Linked DNA regions of Mus musculus: region 1 is linked to region 2. Evidence: chromatin loops called from intact Hi-C (ENCODE). Cell type or tissue: left cerebral cortex. All regions are shown on one strand.

Region 1 (8,000 bases), 190 kb before region 2:
ATACTTTCCAGAGTATGAGTGGATTTATTGTGACTGGTTAGGGACTTGGTTATGGACTATATTGCTACCTTTGGTCTAAAATCAAAACATCAACAAGTCTACAGCTGAGGGAGTGAGACAGTAACTATGATCCCAGCTCTCCTTCTCTAGGCATAGGGTCCGGACTAGAGCCATTGGCCCTGCTGTGTCTCAGGCTGCCAGCTCAATCTGTAGATCTTAGAACAGCTCACTTTTATAGTTAGGGGCAAATTCTCAGTCATTCCAACTCTATGTTGGCCTCTGTGTCTGTCTGTCTGTCTGTCTGTCTGTCTGTCTGTCTGTCTCTGCTTTCTATTGGTCTATCAGTTCTCTTTGTTTATTGACTCTGTATTTCTGACAAAACCCAACTAATATACATATCAACCCCTTGCTTCCCTTAGTCCATCTCTTTATCTTCTGGGAGCACCTGATCTAGTCAGCAAGTTTTTTCTTAATTCATGATTATTTATATCTATTAACTTATGTTTCTGCTTTCTGAAATACATTTTGTTTAATTTCTATTTATTTGTTATCATTTTACTCACCTGTCAATAGTGAATAATAACTTCAAGAAGCCCAATTGTGTATCTCTGGTTCATTTTTCTCTGTGTCTGACAGATTTTTACTCATCAATGATCTAGTTTAGAGTATGACTATCACAAGACTTCTCTAGGTCAGCTTAGTGTTTCTGGGTATTATTAATAGCATTCTAGTAATGAAAAGAAAGGAAAGGAAAGGAAAGGAAAGGAAAGGAAAGGAAAGGAAAGGAAAGGAAAGGAAAGGAAAAAGGAAGGGAAGGGAAGGGAAGGGAAGGGAAGGGAAGGGAAGGGAAGGGAATGGAAGGGAAGGGAAAGGGGGGAAAGAAAGAAAGAGGGGGAAAAAGAAAGGAGGGGGAAAGAAATAGGGGGAAAGAGGGGGAAAGGAAAAAAAGAGGAAAGGGGGAAAGGGGGAAAAGGGGGGAAGGGGGGAAGGGGGGAAAGGGGGAAAGGGGGAAAAGGGGGGAAAGGGGAAAAAGGGGGGAAAGGGGAAAAAGGGGGAAAGGGGGAAAGGGGAAAAGGGGGGAAAGGGGAAAAGGGGGGGAAGGGGGGAAAGGGGGAAGGGGAAAAAAGGGGTAAAAAAGGGAAAGGGAGAAAAGTAGGGGAAAAGACGGGGAAAAGGGGAAAAGGGGAAAAGGGGAAGAGGGAAAAAGGGAAAAGGGAAAGGGAAAGGGAAAGGGAAAGGGAAAGGGAAGGGGAGGGGAGGGAAAGGAAAAGAGAGGAAGAAAAAAAGGATGCAAATAAGCAGAAAGTAAGTCAAGCACAGGTTAGACACCTAGTAAACTAGAGTAATAATAATAATAAATTCAATGTTTTACATCAAATACAATGAGAAAATAAATATATATGCCAACACATATACAAACAAATAATATAAAATATGTTTCTACAAATGATTTAGGAATACAAATAAAGGCATAATTAATATAGTTAGAAAATCATTACCTATGGCTTTTTGGCAAAGACTGAGATTGGCTCAATTCTGATGTAGAGTTTGGTAAATAGGAAAGGAATGAGTTTGCATGGCGTGGTAACTCCAGCTCAGGAGAAAAGGAAGTACATCGTGTTATTGAGGAATGAATTTGTAACAAGCATCTATGAGCATTTTAAGAGCAGAGAGTTTTTTATCTGGCTCGATCATGAAAGTGCCCAGCCATGCCAAGAATAGGGATTGTGTAATTATGGAAGCCCACACACTGAGGTGGTTTGTTTAAGAATCTGAACACCAAGGAAATAGGGATTGTGCAACTGGGTCTATTGAATGCCAGGTTTCAGTACATACACATTGCATACATGAAAGGACATCATATGTTCTGTGTATTGTTTTATTTACTAGAGAGTTACTGGTGAGTAACAAACTTTAGGGCAAGAAAGATCCAGTCATGCTCAGGATCTCTTCTGATGTTTGCAATTGTCAAATGAGACATACTAAGTGTAAAATTTTCAGCAGGAATGTTCTACAGTGCCCCTGTTTTTAAACCATAGTTTGACTTTCAAATATAAGGCATATTGATAGTATATATCAATGGACTGGAATTCTGATTTTTTTAAACACTATTCAATGGTAATATGAGAAGTGAAACTTTTGACAGTTGTTGAGTAAATTTGATCACTGTTGATAATAACCCTACATAATAACCCTGTATAACTGAGGTTTGAAATAATCAATTAAAAAAATGGTCAAGTAAAGCCCTTTACCAATGCCTTCAATAAGCAAAAGTACATGTCCCATGTACTTCAGTTCTCCATCACTGTTGCTTTTATAATTTCTCTGTATGCATATGTGTAGTGAGGGAGTTTTTATCATGGCATGTGTGTGTCCTCTGAATTAGATGACAGCTTGCTAGAGTGAGTGCCTTCCTTCCCATGAGAGGACTCAGTTAGTTTGACGTCAAGTATCTTTAGCCACTGGGCCATCTCACTGACCTATTTTTGTTGCTCTGAGACACATCTCACTTAGGCCAGTCTGGTCTTAAACTCACAGTGTAGCAGAGATTGACCTTGAACTGGTACTGGTCCTGTTTCTACCTCTCAAGTGTTAGGACTATCGGCATGCAACACCATGCCCACTATACTTCAGTTCTTACATTTTCTCATGTTGGTCATATACAACTGAAATAAATAGATGTTTTCATTTAATTTGTTTTATGATGGGGTAAAAATCTACCTAGAAATGCATGACTATTTTGAAGATAACAACAACAGGGACTATTTACTAAGTATCCTTTTCAATCTGAAAGAGCCACAGGGAAACAGATTCAGAACAGAGCACAGTCAGCCCAGTGAGTCAGGAAGGTGGAAGTCTGCCCAAGGAAACCAAAGCCTACTCAAAACCAGTGCTGTTCACACACAGGCTTCTACTTCCCATTACCTGCCCACATTTCTGACTCACTGAGATCCTCAGCCAGCAGCATTCAACGCATTCTCCACACTGACCATTGAGCAGGAGGTAGTGCCTGGAAATAATGACGTGTGGATTATCATTCTAATTCCATGAAGCGTTCTGGTGAAACTATAAAGCAAGGTGCTTTATTCCTGGACTAAATCAGTTAAATAGTTTCAACTAGTTTGCCCTATGGAATACATTACTCATGAAATGTGGAAACTGTGGTTATATTGTATATCCTGCCTTGTATGTGATGTAAAAGCAGTGTATATGGTTTTCCTTCTTTTCTTCCTTTAAGAAGAGCTTCTGCCACTAGAGGGTCATCTTTCCCATTTTCTGGTCCTGGAAGTTGAATCCCTCTTCTATTTTGTCAGCTGTTGTCTTCTTATGACTGCATTAGATCACCACTCATATGTAATATTTTATTGGAATTAATATTAAGTTTAAGTTATTGCCTATCTCAATAATCACATTAGAGGCAGTTGCTCATACATTTATTCCAGGTTTCAAATTTATTTTGTAATTCATATATGGAAGTATATTGCATTTCCATCCCTCCACCTCTTCCTGTGTCCACACCATCCCTCATTTCAAATCCATGTCCTCTTCTTGAGTAACTAATTAAAGCAAACATCCAAACCCAAGCCTTTCTCCATACGATGAAACTATAGGACCACTTTACAGTATAGATTGTACCTTGTATTATTACCAAAACTTGGAAGGAATCTTGGATAACATCTTGGCCAGCCCCCTCATTTTATAAATGAATAAAATCAAGTCTCCGGGAGAGTTTCTTAAGTAAGAGAAGAAGCTGCAGATAGCATCGGTAAACCTCAAGCTTTGCACTTGTCATTGCCTGTAAGAGCCATGAACAGTGAAGGCATCGGTTAGCACTCACTTCACACATTTCTCACATGTGAAAACAAAAATCCAATTTCATTGGACATTTTGTGTTCATAGATTACAAAACAAAATGCAGGAAGATTTCTGGCCTTGCTTCTAACTTGACTCGAGTCCCTGACTTGAAGATTAACGGAGACTGCAATTGAGGAACTCATGACATTTGGTTCGGTTTTATTATTTATTTGTTTGCTTTCTTGCCAGAGACTAAGTCAGGTGCACTGAACTAAATTTTATTTAAAGAGATGGAAAAAAAAAAAAAACTGTGATAAAATTCAAAATAGAACTCCAAACAAATGTTTATAGTAGAAGTCATTAACCCACTTTAGTGAATTATCAACATTACAGAATTTAAATGGGAATATAAATAGTGGGGGTGGCTATAAATACAGTGATTCTGTTGCTTTGTGCTTTCTATTTTTAATTGGTTATTTATTTACTTTATATTCCAATCCCAACTTCCTCTCCCTCCTCTCCTCCCAGTCCCTCCTCCTAACCTCACCTCCCTTCCCCCATGTACCCCTCCCCTCTCCTCAGAAAAGGAGAGGCCTCTCATGAATATCAACCAACCTTGGCATCAAGTTGCATTAAGACTCAGTACATCTTCTTCTCTTGAGGCTAGACAAATCAAACCTGTTAAGGGGAAGGAATCCAAAGGCAGGCAATGTAGTTACAGACAACCTCTGCTCTTGCTTTAGAAGTCCTACATGAACACCCAGCTGTACAACTGTTATATATCCATGTATGATCTCTGATTGGCAATTCACTCTCTATGAGTTCCTACGTGCCCAAGGTAGTTGATTCTGTAGGTTTTCTTGTGGTTTCCTTTACCCCTCTGGTACCTTCAATCCTTTCTCTCCCCCTTCGACTGGATTTCCCAAGATCTGCCTAATGTTTTGCTGTGGGTCTCTGTATCTGTTTCCATCAATTGCTGGGTGGAGCCTCTCAGATGACAGTTAAGCTATGTGCCTTTCTGGAAGTATAGCAGAATATCTTCAATAGTGTCAGGGGTAGACTCCCTCTCATGCCACAGGTTGGAAGCTGGATCAGTCATTGGTTTGACCTTTCCTCAAATTCTGCTCCATCTTTTACCCCTGCATATTTTGTAGACAGAATAAATTATAAATCTAAGTTTTCTGGGTGGTTTGATGCCCCAATCTCTCCATTGGAAGTCTTGCCTATTTACAGGATCTAGCCCATTTAGAGTCCATATCCTTTATTGCTAGGAGTCTTAGCTAGGGTCACTTTCATAGATTTCATGGAAATACAAATCAAAACAATTCTGATATTATATCTTACATTTGTCAAAATGGCTAAGATCAAACGTTCAAGCAACAGCTCATGCATGTGAGGATGTGGAGCAAGGAACACACTCCTCCTTTGCTTGTGGGAGCATAAACTTGTACAACCACTTTGGAAATCAATTTGGTGGTTTCTCAGAAAACTTGGAATAGATCTATCTTAAGACTCAGCTATACCACTCCTGGGCATATACCCAAAAGAATACTTACTCACCTATGTTCTTAACAGCTTTATTCATAATAGCCAGAAACTAGAAACAGCCTAGTTATCCCTCAAACAAAGAATAGATTGAGAAAATGTGGTGCATTTACACAATGGAACATTACTATTAAATACACCTTTTATTTTGACCCAGAGACTCCATAGGGTAGCACATGGAAACCTGAGTCCCACAATCCCCTCTTGTAGTCTCCCCAGTGCTGGATTGGAGACTTGTTTGAGCAAAGCCAGCTTCTCCTTTGCCTTTTAAAACTATTGTTGTCACTATCAAGAAAAGCTTTACAGCGTATGTACAGATCCACATCATGTGAGGCCCCAGACACACCCTATTGGTTCACAGTCTAAAATCCATACATTATTTTAAACCAGCAACACAACCCTGTTGCTTGGAAATCTCCACTTAGCTAAAATATCCGTTCACTTTTCATCTGCTCTGAACAAACAAAACTTCCTTCTTCTATGTTCTGCTTGCATCACCTCACAGCTAATCTATTTCAAAATCTGTTTGCTCATCAAAATCTTTTAGAAGTTGCTATTAAATGTCAGATTTTCATAGAGATTGTCATTTCCAGATGCCATGATTTCTTGAAGTTCAATCACTAGAAGGTTCTGGAAAGCTACTACAGGAGACAACATCCTGTCCTATCATATAACTGTTGAAAAGACTATTCTCTCTGTGTCCTTCTTCCTGTTTAGTTGAGATTTCCCCCTTAGGTGGGGATGTTCCTCTTATCTCTCTAACTTTAGCATTAGATCAGTATATAAGGTATGCTTCTCATAACTGTGAAGCGATGAATGGCAGAAACAAATTCACAAGGAGTAAATATTTATTCAGAACATCTCAGTCCATTGTGGTGAAGAGAGCAGAGGAGTTGGCTCATATCATGGCAAATGGATGGCAGAGGGAATTAGGAGAACTAACCAGGGGCTAAGAACAAGTTGTACTCTCAGTGGCATGATTCCTCAAGCTAGGTCCAACTCCTAAAGTTTTTACTTCCTCTCAAGTCCTCGACACTTACAGACCAAATATTCAACTCATGAACTAGCCAGAGACAGTTCATAATAAAATCATTATGTACATTGTATCATTTACTCTCAAATGCTCCAGCCATCTCATCAAGATACGTTTAATTTGTCTCCAAGAGTCCCTTTAAACTGTCAACACTCAATACTGGAGAGATGTTTCAGTGGTTAAGTACCCTTGATGCTCTTCCAGAGGAAACATATAAATATCACACACAAAAGACACATAAATACCATACATACACATATATCACAAACATAAGTACATCCACACATCTCACACTGACACAAATATCACGCATATATTGTTAGCAAAATTTTAATGACAGATATGCTGATCTTAGATCTAAATTCTTAAGAACAGACATAAATTTGGAGATAGCTGGACAGTCATATTTTTAAAGAATGAAAATAAAAGGTCAGTGGAAAGTAACTATAGAACTTATTGAAGAAATCAAGTCTTCTAAAAATGGGATACTTCAAGGGTTCTCATTTTTCACTAACATAAAATATAGTATGGGTAAAGGGAAGATTCCTCAATCAATAAATGAGAACAATTATAAATGATGGCTGAATAGAATGCCTAAAATACGAACAAACTCATGGATTTGCATTTGCTGACAGCTAACAGAGCTACTGAAACTTATTCTTTTAAATTTTCATCACATTTGTTCGTGTATCTGAGAGTGTGTTTGAGTGCAGAAGAGTTACGCTCCATACATAGCAAAATACAGATGTGGAAGCTAGAGAATTTCTTTAACCATGTGTGCCTCAAGGGTCAAATTTATATCATCAGGCTTGACAGCCTGTGCCTTGACCCACTGAGCCATCTTGCTGGCCAGATATTTTGCCTTTTCTCTCTTCTATTGAGACAAACCCAAATATCTCAGGTGTAACTAGGCTCTCTTTCATGATCCATGGTCATCAATGCAGTATTTCTCTATACTCCTATCAGGTAGTGTGTTTTTTCTTTCTGCCTATGTTCCTGAAGAGGCTTGTAGAGCCATTCCCTTCCCTTCCCTTCCCTTTCTTCCCCCTTTCCCCACTTTCCTTTTTTCCCTTCTCACTTCTTTCTTTCTTATGCTCTCTTTCTTTTGAGAAATGGTCTCATGAATCCTACACTGGCTTTGAACTTGAACTCACTTTGAAGCCAAAGATGACCTTGAGCTACGAATATTCCTGCCTCCATCTTCTGGGATCACAGATGTGCAACAAGCTACCCATTTTACAGAACTGGAACTTAAAATCATAATTCTTTGTGCATGTTAAATAAGCACCCTATCAACCAAGCAAGAGCCAAAGACTATTCAGCTCAGAACTACAGTGAGAACTGAACACTAAATACTACACTCAGAACTCTTGGGTTCCTTTGAGCTCAAAAGACAAACTAAATGCCATGTCAGAAAAAAAAAATGAAACAGCCTAAATCCCTTGGTCAGTTAACATTTGCAAAAATGCTGACAGTAAGTAATTAAACAAACATTATTTCTTTGACCTTCAAGGCTTATATTATGAAAGGAAAAAGCAGTCCTGGGTACACTTATACTAAAGCACACACCACTAACAAGTTTAAACACATTGTTGAGTAAAATAAATAAAAATACCACAGGTAAGGT
Region 2 (8,000 bases):
AACATTTTTTTAAAGCCCTAAAGTCTCATGCACTTACCTCTGCTGTAGTCAAGCAAGGCGTTGGGTTTTAGGGTAAGAGATGATGCATGGGACTTCTTGTGAAATGAGAAGCTGTTTTCACGAAGGCTGGAGAACAAGTCTTACCAGTTTGTCTACAGCCCTGGGCAGCAGGAGCAACCTCAAAGGACCACAGTGTTCGAGGGTATAATCAGGCCTTACCCACTCACTGAACACAAGAGCAAGACCTGACATTTCCCAATGTGTGAGGGAGATCTCTGTTCCAACCACGAGTTATTACTGCACCCACGTTTCAGGGCAAGCAAATCATTAGTATTATGGGAGCTTGTAAACTCATACAAACAACTAAATCATAATCTTTCAAACTACATGCATAAAAGCCCAATAAGAGGCGCTAAAGATGATGCAGTTGACAAAGCAGGCAGAACACATAATAAATACTGGGGAAGAGTCCAGAAATGAATTATGGGAAATGACACCTGGGACTCAGAAGGGCAACGCTGTTAAAGGTTATTCCGGAATGGAAGTGTTCTAGACGTGTGGATGTATGGGCAAAAGTAGATGGACAAGGCAATTGTGCAGAGGTCCAACACACACTACGAGGGAGCTCCAGATATATCAGTGGACAGAAAAGCTCTGTGGGGAACAGAAAGCCATTTCCTATTGGCCTTTACTCCCTGAACATCCACTTTTGATTTGTTCTCATTTTCGAGTAACTCCAAGTATATTTTCTTGCTGACGTTTGCTCAGGTTTCTGGCTTTATGTGCTTAGGCTATGTTGTATTCTGTGCTGCAACAAAAAGAGGGCCTGATGAAAGGTAAGAGACTGTAGGGCAGGTGTCTCCACCTAGAGCTCCAGCTGAGGACTTCAGGAACTTAATGAAAGCCAGGAAGCAGCAGATCACAGAAGCACTGTCTTCAGCATTTCCTGGACTTTTCACTCCTGCTTTTTGAATCCCACCATATTTTACTTATATAATTTTTACATGCATGTATTTTGCACATATGTATATTTTTACATATATTTTTACATATTTATACACTTTACATGTATTACTTTACATGCATGTAACTTTTGCATATGTGTAATTTACAGGAATTATTTTACATGTATGATAATACATATACGGTGGATCTCATAGAGGAGGCTCATTGATGAGGACACATTCTAACCTACAGCCTGTTTACTGCTACCTCAAGCATCTTTTCTGTGATGAGCTTGGGAATATTGAGGAAGGAATGCTGGAGAGCTTCTACCTACATCTTTCAACCACTTCTAGTAAGCAAGTGAATCAGGCCCTCACTTGATGATGCATGCGGTCACCTGAGGCACCTTAGGGAAGGCCAGTCAGCCACCAAGGTTGGGCAATTTGAGGAGTGGCAACCTATAATAGTAGCATTCTGATGATGGGGTCAACCAGAAATGAATTCCCAGAAGGCTGATGTCATTTAAAACGTCAACTGTCCAAGTATGAAAAAAAAAAAAATAAATAAAAAAGGAAAACGAAAAAGAAAGAAAAGAAAGATGTGAGAACCGACCTGCTCTTCTTGGCACAGAATCAGAGTTTCTATGTGCCACAAAGGGAAGTGGTGTTTCCCCAGCTCCTGAGAAGTTCCCTCTGTCTGGAGGCAGGGCTGTTGGAATAGAATGCCTTTGCCCCTGACTTTTAAAGTTACAAAGAATTGCCAGGTCTAGTTCCAAAGTAGGTCTTCATAAATGATAGACAAGAGACCTGGATGGATCAGAAAATGGCTCTCACACAGGAATTAGACAACCCAAAGTCAAATTCCTCAGCCAGTATTTCAGTCTGACTTAATTTCTAATATCTTCAAATTTCTCTGGAGAGAGGCTTTGCGGCTGAGAAATGATAAGCAATCCTCTTTGCAACAGAACAGAAATTTTGTAGGAGTCAAATAGAACTATGTACTCACCAGCTAGTCTCAAACAATCCATATAGCTAACAAAGACAATTGTCAAAATGTAAGTCCTGATTTGGTTCATCTGGGGTAGGGCCTGGGACCCTGCATTTCCGTTAGGTCCTCCAAACGTTTCATGAGACTGGTCTATGGGGCAGTTTGAATAGTTTTGTGTTAGTGTTCAAAGTATCATATATTAGCTAGTTTTCCATTTCTTGTAAGCTCCCCACTTCATAATTCTAATTCCAAGTCTGCACATTAATTAACATATTCAGTAATAATACAAATGTGCACCCAGAATAGAGAGCCCCACTTATAACTACGCCAACTGCTTAAAAGCTGTTTTTGCATAAAAGCTGAATGGGGGGAATTATTTCTTTATTTTAGAATTTGCATAAAATACACAATTGTCTCTGTGTAAAGAACTAAAGGACAGTAATGAAACAAAAAGTGTTTGAAACAGAGTAGCTTGCAAAAGCATAAGAGGTGGTGGAGTATTTTATAAAACTCAAGCCTTAGAAGTTATCCTATATTATTTATATGCTCTTCATTTTACTACTTTATACATGTGCACAGTATTTCACATCTATTTTTATTATTTCTAGGCCACATTCACATATGAAAACTAATTTATTCTTTAGAAAACTTCATACTGAGTATTACTTGTCCTGTTATATAAGTGACATTAGAACCTGACTGTTTGAAGTGAGTTGCTCAAAGTCACACCGATGCAGCACCAAGATGAAATGTTCTGAAGCCTGGACCAATGATCTCTCATCTCTCTCATCCGCTGTGCTTACACTCCAGAAGTTTCACTTAGGTTTACTGAACCCTAGTTATGAATAAAGGGCCCCAGGAACAGAGTGTAAGAGGTGATGCACATCACAGATCCAGCTGCTGCCAGAGAAATGGAGAGACACAGCCCTTAGATGTCTGTCCCTCCAATCAGATGAAAAGATACTCCAACCCTGATGACTCATTTGCTTGTTTCACCTCCAGCCAAGAATACAATGTTCTATTCCTTCTGGAATGTTCAGAGATGAGAGCACCTGGGGAGTGGAGGACAACTTGACTGCTAAAATTATCCAACATGGGGGCCTGCTTTTCTGCTTGCATCTCCTTCTTACTTACTTTGTGCTGCTTGTGTGCACTCCCACTCATGAGCTCAATCTCACTCCTTGTTCATATGTCACTCAAATATGTGCACAGTCTACAAAAATTAACATCAGAGGTGTTTGCTTGCCTCTTATTCAGTCTGTTTTGATAGCTCTGCAAATGGCACGCTGCTCCTTTTACATTCTAGGCAAGTTCCCTGCCATTAAGCTACATGCCCAGCCCTTGGATTTTGACCTCCTTACATAGCTCAAAGACTGGCCTTTAATCCACTGTGGATTCTTCTCTTAACTCCCAGGGCTTGGTATTATTCAACTAGAACTGAAATGAAGGATTGTCTGTGGGCAGACACAAAAGGGCTTCATTTGAATCGAATGACTGGGAATGGGTATAATGGACATAGAGTGAACATAATATTCAAATTGGTGTGCTGTGACTATCAGATCAAATTTCACTTTAGCCATGTGATCCTGAAAGTTCACTAAACTGTTACTCTCTCACCTGAAAAACAAATATTTTGCCCAACTCATAGTACTGCTTTGAAAAGTGAATGAAATGGCATAGTAAAAGTGCTTTCAGGCTCAGGAGAACTGTGCCAGTGTCTTTGTCTTTATTTCACAAATAATTAACTTTAAGTTGGAAGAAGCTACTGGAAATCCAAGGCATGGCTTATGATTACTCTGCATTTTCTGACTTACTAATATGGACTTGGCAACAGCATTATTAAAAACACCATGGAAAAAATGTGAGAAAAATAAGAGATTTATGATGCCATCTAAGTTGATATAATCCAGACAATAAAAGTATTCACTAAGAGCTGTCAACACCATAGCTTCATGAATTCCAGATGCCAAGAGCTAAGTTTGAGCTTGGGAAAGTTCATTGTGAATGGTGAGTGTTTCTGCAGCAGTATTAAATGAAGTAGCTCAACTATCCAAACTTCGAAGGGGAAGAAAATGATTCACTCTCTAGAATGAGGATCTGGACACAGACATACCTACCAGGGCCCCTGGAAGTTAGTCTAAAACCCCAACCTGCCCTTCCCTTCCTACTAATCACATTCTGTTGGTGTGAGTACAAAGAATGCTTCCTGATTCTGGCCTTGGGGCATTCTGCGGTTTTTCTCTTTGTTCACCTAACCCCTGTCACATGGGCAACTGCAACAGCCAAGTGATTAAGAACATCTAGTAAGATTTGGGGAGCTACAGTAACCTCCATTATCTGCAATTTTCCACTTATATCTTGTAAGAGTATGGTGCTTATACCCAAGTTATAGAAGCAAAGGCTCCACTATGTAAGTCTATTATTTAATAAAGGATCTTTGGAGGGTCAGAGAGGCACAGACTCTGGATATCTTTGGTATTGTATCCCAATTACTATTAGAAAACCTTATTTCTTTCTTGAAGTCTCTCTCACATTTTTCAAAATATTTTACTTTAATTTCATGGTCTATTTAAAAATGTCTTAAACCATTTAGATCTAGCCTCAAAACAGTTTCAGGAAAATGAAAATACTATAGTCCAGAATTACAATGAAAAGAAAAGATTGTACATTTACAGCCATGAATACATGTGGGTGTTTATATGAATAAAGGCATAAAATGAGATGAAATGATTTATGGAGTTTTGACACATGATGCTTACTTGTTTTTGAGGCAGGGTCTTGCTGTGCACACAAGGCTCCATTGGAACTCCTGGAGATCCTTTTGAGTGCTGGGCTTGAAGATCTGTACCATCACTGAAATTGAAGACAAGTGCACCATGCTTGAAAATTCACACGATATCTAACAATATGTCTTCCACATTTTTTAATTTGTAAAACTTTTTCTTTTACCTAAGACAATCCATGAATTTACAATAGTGTTTTTTTTTTCTAAAACACTGTTTTTTCTAAAATACATGAAACCTAGTGTGTGTGGCCCTGAAAGGCAGTCTGTTTAGGTTAAATGAGGCTTGATCTGGAGACCCAGTAGGAAACTGTACAGTAGAAATGGAACAGTGAGCCACGTTTCGATGGACAGGTGCCTGGCACCAAGAGACCCCAACTCCATAATTTTGTGACTATAAGTCACACAATGTTTCAAGCTTCTGGCATTCTGGCTAGACTCCTCCCCAACAGTTACCTGACTATAGCCAAGTATGCTCCTCCCAACAGTTATCTAGCAACAGCAAGTTAGCCCAGACCACTATAAAAGGGGCTGCTTGCCCCCCCCCCCATTTAAGCTTTCACCTTACTCTGAACTCTAGCCCTCCTTGCCCCTTCTCTCCACATGGCCATGGCTGGCCTCTCTCTTTCTTTCTACCTTCTCTCTTTCTCTCTGCCTTTCTAAAATAAACCTCTAAAACCATAGACTATCTCTGCTCATCAAGGCCTGCCATACTTGAAGGATGGGATAGGCTTTCCCCTAAAGAGCCACGTCTAACCTCCCACCAGAAGGCCTTCCTGCACTCTAGCCATGGACTAGACAAAGGACTCTCACCTGCATGGGAACTACCCAGCACCCCCTCTCTCCCTGCCCTGTCCTCTCTTCAGCCCCGAGGCTGGCCAGGGCACCACCCAGAGCTCCCATTTTGTTCTCAGCGCTTCCATGGTGTCCAACTGTGTCTGGGATGCCCAAGACTGAGAACCTGTTATCCCTGGCCTCCGTGAGGCCCAGAGACCTCAGGCTGCCCCTTGGCCAACCTCTGGTGGGCTGGGTTCAGTGGCTTCCCACAGAAGTCATCTTCATAAGAAAAAACAAAGAGAGAGTGAGAAAAATTTCTCAAGAAAGGAGCCACCATTTTAGCTGCTGTCATTGTTGTCTTTTGGTGGCCATGCACGTCTCTGCCCTGCCCATCTTTAATGTGCTGATACACTACACAGCCCTGGCTGTCTGAGCCATGGTTCATAGCAAACTATGTGTAGACATGGATGTTTCACTAAGTTGGTCTTTATTAGAAAACTAATGGACAACACAAATCAAATCCAACTGTGTACTCACTAGTGATTGGAATCAGCACAGAATTTTCAATTTGTTCCAGGAACCCCTTTCCTTAGGGAAGAAAGAACTTTCTTACCTCAATTACACTGTCATCTTCTGAAAACCAGAGTAGCCCATCTTATCATCCCCCAGAAGTCATCCTAGCTGTGGGTGAAGGGTAATATGAGGAGGCTCTGTTTTTTGTTTGTTTGTTTGTTTTAATTGCTCAGTTGCTAGAGCAATAAGTGTACTTGAGAATCAGTCTAAACTACAGTGTGGTCCTCGACCTATCACTTATCATCCATGCATTAGGAATAAGAGAGTTAACAGTTCTCTGCTTCAAAGACATGTGGAAAAGGGGGAAACCACAACTTCCTTCAGTAATGTTCATGAGACAAATGAAGTAACATAGGTGAACTATACATTGCTCACTCTGACAAAGACTCTGTCAAGGGTTAGTGCATGTGAGTATTTGAAATGCAGTTATTAAACTGCATTCTGGGAGTATTATCTTATTTAGTTTTAATTAAGCTGCATTCATCTCTATGCAAAAAGTGAAGGGCTGCCTAGCCCATGTTTCCTGACTTGAGTTGGTCCCTTTGGTAAAATCTTTGTATCAGAAACCCAATTGCCATTCTGTTACTGCTTGCTTGTCCTGAGGAGTAAATGTGAAAGCAGAACTATACTCTGTTTAATTTTCCAGGGCTAAAAACAAAAATGCACCTTTCTAGGGACTGCTCTTTGGTGACACATGCAAGCATATTTTACCACCAACAGACACTGAGCACTTCTCAGCTCAGGACAGTAAAATCCCTTCAAATAATATGACAATGTTTTTCAGAATATAAGTAACAGTGACATGAATACGCATTTTACCTTTTTATGGCTTAGATTTAAATGCATCCACAGTGAAATTTAAATTTTATTTTATATATGTTTAAATCATCCCTCAACTATTGTAAGAGTGCAATAGTTTCTGCTAGATTCATTTACTAATTCTTTTCTTGTTTTGGTAAGTTTTTTTTTGTTTTTGGATTGCTTTTATTGAAATAGATATTTTTCATATAGTAATATATCCTGATTATGGATTCTTCTCCCTCTGAAGCTCCAGTTTCTTCCCACCTTCCCTCCCATTCAGATCCACTGTTTCTGGTCCATATTGGAGAATAAACAGGCTTCTAAAAGACAATCATTAAATAAGATAGAACAACTAACACACCAAAACAGGACACAAAAAAAAGGAAAGAGGCCAAGAAAAGACACACAAACCAAAATACAACAACAGATATCCCACTTGTTTGTACACTCAGAATCCCCTTATAAAACCAAACTATAAGCTATCATATATATGTAAAGGACTTATAAAGTGAAAAAAGAAAACATATATATTATAAAGGAGAGTGTAGCCCGCCAGCACTGGGGTAGCTAGGGCGCAGAGTCGGCTGACACCCGCAAGCTACCCACAAGACCTGCCACGGGATCTTAAGACCTCTGGTGAGTGAAACACACCTGCTGCTCCAATCCAATCGCATGAGACCTGAGACTGCAATAATTAGGGAAGCAGAAAACCTGGCCTGATCAGGGCACAAGTCCCTTCCGGTCCACGCCAGCACAGGGGTACCTTGGGCGTGGAGTCTGAAGACACCCATAAGGTATACACAGGACCCTCCACGGGATCTTAAGACCTCTGTGAGTGGATCACAACTTCTGCCAGGAGGCAGGTTCAAACACCAGATATCTGGGCACCTTCCCTTCAAGAGGAGAGCCTACCTGTAGAGAGAACTCTGAACACTGAAACTCGGGAAAGAGCTAGTCTCCAGGTCTGCTGATAGAGGCTAACATAAACACCCAAGGAACAAGATCTAACCAGAGATAACTACAACAACTAACTCCAGAGATTACCAGATGACAAAAGGCAAACATAAGAATCTTACTAACAGAAACCAAGACCACTCACCATCAGCAGAATGCAGCACTCCCACCCCACCCAGTC

What was found. A loop is a pair of places that touch in the nucleus more often than their neighbours do. Peaks named below come from ENCODE experiments on the same cell type or tissue, not always from the same donor. Only the 100,000 strongest peaks of a DNase experiment are listed, where the experiment ranks them.
Region 1: it touches region 2 in a loop (2.7-fold over the local background); 5 of 42 quality-filtered maps call a loop at or near these places.

What each region holds. Positions count from the first base shown.
Region 1 is chr16:26,435,111-26,443,110 of GRCm38, reverse strand. No RefSeq gene overlaps it. Among named protein-coding and RNA genes, the nearest start is that of Cldn16, 24 kb to the left of the region's middle. In left cerebral cortex, a CTCF peak has its summit at 3,223; DNase peaks (open chromatin) are centred at 1,725, 2,479 and 2,890.
Region 2 is chr16:26,244,077-26,252,076 of GRCm38, reverse strand. It overlaps Gm41436 (a long non-coding RNA gene), which reads right to left and starts at 159. Exons shown (of 5, transcript XR_875990.1): 1 at 38-159. In left cerebral cortex, no CTCF peak of the experiment used is centred here; a DNase peak (open chromatin) is centred at 3,036.